2 separate regions of the Homo sapiens genome follow, and region 1 is linked to region 2. The links are chromatin contacts, found by Hi-C or POLR2A ChIA-PET in ENCODE. All regions are on one chromosome and are shown on one strand. The core of a region is the stretch at or near the end of the contact, and the rest is flanking DNA. Distances in the headings are between cores, read along the strand shown. Region 1 overlaps SYT1 (synaptotagmin 1). Region 2 has its middle 130 kb from the start of MIR1252.

Region 1 (2,875 bases), core at 122-2,621, 120 kb before region 2:
AGGTGCTGGAAGTAAGCTGTGTGAACAAATGAGACGATTCCCCTTTCTAATGAGTTTATATGCAATGTGGTATCTTTACCGATACATGCTCTGTCAGAAAGAAGCAGCCCACTTCTGTCCAATAGCCAATCCACTACCCTTCAGACAAAAATGAGAAAAATAAGGATAGTCATTTAGTTAGTTTCTCTCCAGATCTGAAGACTATAGTGAGGTCTTGAGAGTTCAGTAATTCACCAGTAAGGTTCCAGGGGCAGGAAGGGAGTTCAGGGTTAGAAGCTACACTGTACCACTCCAAGATCTGTTCTTTTGTGAGCCAGCATTGTATGTGTGTGTGTCTGTGCGCCCACACATGTGTGCACACGTGCATGCATGCTTTGTTTTGTTTTAATGTCCATATTATTAGGTTACAGTCTTTTCCTTATTTCATTGCTGACTTATTACTAGAAAGGAGGGAGCTAGTGGTTTTCATTGTTGGTATCCCTTGTTTTTAGTTCTGAGAGAAAGAGAAAGAGAGAGACTCTATAATCTGCTTTCATTCTATCACCTGAGCCTGGAGGCCTCAACTAGTTCTTTTAACTCTAATTAAGCCTTAGAGTCTGCAAGTATAAGACAGCTGTGAAGTAGCTCTGCCCTCAGAATTTTGTAAGTACTTTAAGACATAGACAAACACACATACACACAACAAAACAAAACAAAAACATAAAGCTGAGGTGGTTTGGTTGGGTTCCTTGCCAGCTTAGCCTCTTACTCTTGGCTAAAAAACATTTCAAGGACTTAAACTGTGGAATAGTTCTAAGAAATTGCTTAGTCTTATCCCTGGACACTGCAAAATGGATTGCCTCAGATCTAAGAAACCCATTTATCAGAAAAATTCTTCAATTTCATGATATGTTATGGTCGAGATGTTATTGCACAATCCCACAGAAATCTAGTCCCTCTCCTAAATATGCCGAACACCTATACAGATGGAGGCAAGCAGAGAGAGGAAGGTGAGAGTGAACACTTGTTCCTGAAATCTCCCAAGATACCGGCTCTGGGTTAGCATTAGAAGGCCTAAGCACCTGGATCTATTAACCTAAATAGAAAAAAGAAATAACCAAATACTTGTTGAAATAACCAACAAGTATTTGGTTATTTCTTTTTTCTATTTAGGTTAATAGATGGAGCATTACCTAAAAATGAGATGAAGCATCACCTACAAATGTCCCTCAAACAAGTCATACTTAGTTCAGATTATAAAGAGAGTATTTGATAAATGCTGTACGTATAAGGGAATTCGAATGGCACTAGCTTACAGCTTCTTGTGTCACTACCATGCCTCTAATGCAATTTCCCCCATCTAGAAATGTAACCCTCAGCCAGTTGCCTTGAAAGCTGGTTACCGTGGAGATGATTATCAGTATTATGATGACCTATTTAGAAGAATTTCTGCATCACCAGAAAACAAATAACCACAGAGAGAGCCTTTCAAATGAATCATGCTCTTTCTCTGAAAGTGCCTTTACAAACAAATGCCATGGATGTATTGTGTTTGTGTGCTGTGTGTGGATTTGTTCATTATTTGTATTTGCAAAGGTTTTAGTGAAATTCCAGTTGTCTTTAGGCATGCCAAGAGTAGAGAGGGTAGTACAAACAACAGGCATAAGCATATAGACATCTGTCCTCTTCCTACAATTTGAAATGCATGGCCATGGCTGTATTGATTTCTCAGCAATGTTAACATTTCTTTCATTTGTACAGTTTTTCTTGCTCATCCACTGCTTTTTGAGGCTTTTTAAGGACTGCTGGAATGTGGTTGGCAGGTGGTTGGTAAAGACTGGTTTTTACAAACTGATTGGCCATTAATAGTTCCTAAACACACTATGACTACTTGATGACTATTTTGATTTTCTCAAAATTATGTCATGAAATATTCTCTTAACTTCTGTTTGGTCTCCCATTTTTCTATAAAATAGTTTTGTGTGTGATTGTATGCAGACCTAGTGTTTTGTTTTTTTTTTAAGTTTTTAAATTTGTTATCCATTAATCATTGCCCTGCTCCTTATAGGAAAGACTGATTTTCAGCTGCTGCCCTTTTTGGTTTTGTTTTGCTTTTGATTTTTCTTCTTCTTTTTTTTTTTTTTTTTTTGAGACATTTAATTTGCACTTGTAAAAATTTCAGTGATAAAAATTAAACCTTTATTATGTTCATAGAAGCAGCAAATAACAATATAAGCCAAATGTTACCCCAAAGAGGTCAAACAGATCTAATATTTTCCTTCCAGTCTATGAAGGTCGTGTATTATGGCATTTTTATATTTGTTCTTATTGTATTTTCAGGCACACTCCTTTTTCTACTCTCATCCTTCCACCCACTGTCACTTCTTCTAAGGTAATGGCAGGAATGTTCATATTTTCTGCTGTTATTTCATATCATCTAGCAAAGTGCTGGATAATCGATGTTTAATAAACCTGACCCCTCATATAACCTCAAAAGTTTCAAAAGTTCTTTAACCAGATAAACTCCATTTTTGTCTGTTCATGTTCACAATGGCCTTCCAGTCTAGGAATCTCCATTTTTTAAACCATGTACAGGCAGTCTGTTTTCCACAGAACATTTTGGGTTTAAGTCAATTAACTAATTTTGGCCCCATTTTCAATTTCTATACCATAGACTTGTCCTTATGCCCAAAATCACATTGCTCTGAACTGAGGGCAAATATCAAATTCATATTAATCACCTCACTAATATTCTTAGGCTGGTCTGAATGCTATGTAAATCCCAATAAAAATCTTAGTGTGAAAAAATTTTCTTCAACTAAATATAACTCCTTCTCTTTCAATATTTTTTAGAAGTACATTGACATTTTAATTAACAAGTTCTTACTTAAATTTT
Region 2 (2,703 bases), core at 122-2,621:
TTAGTCGGCTTCTTTACTGCAACCTGTTTTTACCAGCAAGGCCTTTATGACCTGTATCTTGTGCCCACCTCTTATCTGATCCTGTGACTTAGAATTCCTAACTGTCTGGGAATGCAGCCCAGTAGGCCTCAGCCTTATTTTACCTAGCCCCCCCATTTAAGACGAAGTTGCTCTGAGTTGAATAAAAAGCATTCAAAAATAACCAAATAAAAAACTTTATGTGGATAGAGAATCAGAAAGACTGTGGTGACAGTTCTGAGTCAAACCTTCACGATTTCCCCTCCTTCCTGTAATGAAATTAGACTCAGGAGAAGTTCCAGGATTTAACAAACCCAGGAATAATAGTCTACATTTCAACACTGAAAAGTTTTCTTACTCTGTTTACCAACTATGGGGACTATGACTAAAATATTATGAGAAATAACTCATGTCTCAAGACTCAGAGCCAAATTAATTTCACATATCTATAATTTGCTACACAAACAACCACTTTCCCAGAGGCCTCTGTTCCTATAGGTCAACAAACACGAGATGACTCCACGATGAGACTCCCAGGCTTCAGACAAGTCCATAGCCTTAGGTAATTATGATCTGAGGTGGTTTTGAAGCTCCTCTTACACACACAGACCCCCCAAACCCATCCCTCCCACCCCCTGCACCCCGCCCCATCTCTGGGCCAAAACTTTCTTTCCAGTGGGTCTGAAAAGTACTGCCTGAAATTCTCAGCATTCCTGTCATTCCCTAAAGGCTGAGGCAGCTCTCTAAACATTCTTTCAGGCACCTGAGGAATTGGGCCACCAGCTCTTCTGTGGGGAGCCAACAGGAAATTAAGTATAAAGGGCAGCAAAAGTATTTGGGGAGATGACAATGAGGCATAAAGGAAACAAAGAAGGGTGGGGGTGCAAGAAAAGAAGCCTGGTCTACCTACACACTTTGCCCTGCAGACAGTTCTACCTCTCAGCACGTGTGATGACTTACCTAGGAATGGAATGTGGACCTGGGAGGGGAAGCTGGTACAAAGCTGTGGAGGCTGGAAAGGAACCCAGGGCCCTATTACAAATCGTGAATAGTGACTTTTAGCTAGAATCACTTGCCAGAAGCTTGGGAAAAAAATGTTTTCACTGAGGGCCTAATTGGATGTCAGAAGGCTTCTACAGAAAGCCTGGCTCCTAGAGCTTCCTAGCTGCTGAGATGGGCTATCCTGGCAAGAATCCTCTCCCTCCTCCTTTCTTTCCCTCTTGCTCCCTTCCTCTTTCCCCTCCTTTTCTCTTTTCCGTACACAATCTGACAGTTTATTTGGGACAATTCTTTGGAGAACTGGGATACACCTGCAGTATATTCATTTTTAAGCCACGGACAAACCACTAGAGGGCGATGCCATCACTAATTGCTGAAACTTTCCTGCTTTCCTCTGGCTTCAGCATTCAGCAGGCCTATCCACACATCCTGTGACAGGATGTTTCTGAACTTTTCCTTCAATTCTCATTGTAAATAAACAACCTCAGGGTGAATACATCCAGATGCACATCATAGCGACATGCAGCATGAATTGCACAGGCCAAAGTTTCTGGTCTATCCGGAACAGTCTTGCCTAATATGCACCACAGTTCAGAAACCAGAGGTTAAACTTGCTTTTTTGTCCTGAATTTCTGCCTGAATTTTGGAGTTTCTCTCAAATGCTATCTCTAAGGGCAAAAGGAGCCCTTCAAAGAAATGAAAAGTTAAATAATCCAGCACAGCCCATTTGTACAGGATTTCTGTTTTGTTTCCATATTCAAGTTACAAATATTTGGTTTGCTTAAATGCAGGGTTTGCCCAAATGGTCAAAAGCTATTAGTAGATTAGTCATGTATGCAAATATGGGGAGCAGGGGCACATGTTTCTCACTGCTTGAGAAACTATGTGTATAAACGGGGTCCCAGTAAATTTGGTCCTAGCCGGGGCGTACCAAAGAAAGCAAAGCTAGCAGGGGTAGTGGCTAATGTCTGTAATCCCAACACTTTGGGAAGTTAAGGCAGGAGGATCACTTGAGGCTGGGAGTTCAAGGTTTGCCTGGGCAACATAGCAAGACCCCATCTCTAAAAAAATAAAAATAGTCAGGTATGTACTATTATACAGGTGTGCACCTGTAGTCCCAGCTCCTCAGGAGGCTGGGGTGGGAGGATCCTTTGAGCCCAGGAGTTTGAGGCTGCAGTAGCTGTGATCACACCACTGCACTCTAGCCTGGGTGACAAAGCAAGACTCTGTCTGAAAAAAAAAGGGAAGAGAAAGAAAGAGAAAGAAAGAAGGAAAGAAAGAAAGAAAAAGAAAGAGAGATAGAGAAAAGAAAAGAAAAAAGAAAAGAAGGCTGCTAGAAATCTTAAACTCGGCTGGGTGCAGTGGCTCATGCCTGTAATCCCAGCGCTTTGGGAGGCCGAGACGGGTGGATCACCTGAGGTCAGGGGTTGGAGAGCAGCCTGGCCAACATGGTGAAACTAGTCTCTACTAAAAATACAAAAATTAGCCAGGCATGGTGGCGGGAGCCTGTAATCCCAGCTGAGGCAGGAGAGGAGGCTGAGTCAGGAGAATCGCTTGAACCCGGGAGGTGGAGGTTGCAGTGAGCTGAGATCGTGCCACTGCACTCCAGCCTGGGAGACAGAGTGAGACTCCTTCTCAAAAAAAAGAAAAAAAAAAAAAAAGAAATCTTAGAACTCCTTGAACTTT

The links. A loop is a pair of places that touch in the nucleus more often than their neighbours do. ChIA-PET counts read pairs that join two places held with the same protein, here RNA polymerase II (POLR2A). Pooled maps may share reads with other maps.
Region 1: a map of PC-3 shows a loop between it and region 2 (13-fold over the local background). The contact joins two enhancer-like sites. A Hi-C loop is called at or near these places in 32 of 168 maps with a recorded cell type or tissue (Caco-2, Caki2, Calu3 and 26 more), 2 of 37 single-sample maps with no recorded cell type and 20 of 50 pooled maps. POLR2A ChIA-PET finds 5 or more read pairs at or near these places in 13 of 52 experiments (A549, AG04449, AG04450 and 9 more).

The regions. Positions count from the first base shown.
Region 1 is chr12:79,422,845-79,425,719 of GRCh38, forward strand. All of the region lies in intron 9 of SYT1 (synaptotagmin 1), which reads left to right. Among named protein-coding and RNA genes, the nearest start is that of MIR1252, 5.0 kb to the left of the region's middle. Within about 2 kb of position 1,372, at least 4 of the 41 ENCODE cell types and tissues checked have a DNase peak (open chromatin) inside an H3K27ac peak, as active enhancers do; they include PC-3, PC-9, endothelial cell of umbilical vein and 1 more, where a contact is called at or near this core.
Region 2 is chr12:79,546,665-79,549,367 of GRCh38, forward strand. No RefSeq gene overlaps it. Among named protein-coding and RNA genes, the nearest start is that of MIR1252, 130 kb to the left of the region's middle. RefSeq lists enhancers at 614-1,342, 785-1,079 and a silencer at 785-1,079. Within about 2 kb of position 1,372, at least 20 of the 41 ENCODE cell types and tissues checked have a DNase peak (open chromatin) inside an H3K27ac peak, as active enhancers do; they include PC-3, PC-9, endothelial cell of umbilical vein and 1 more, where a contact is called at or near this core.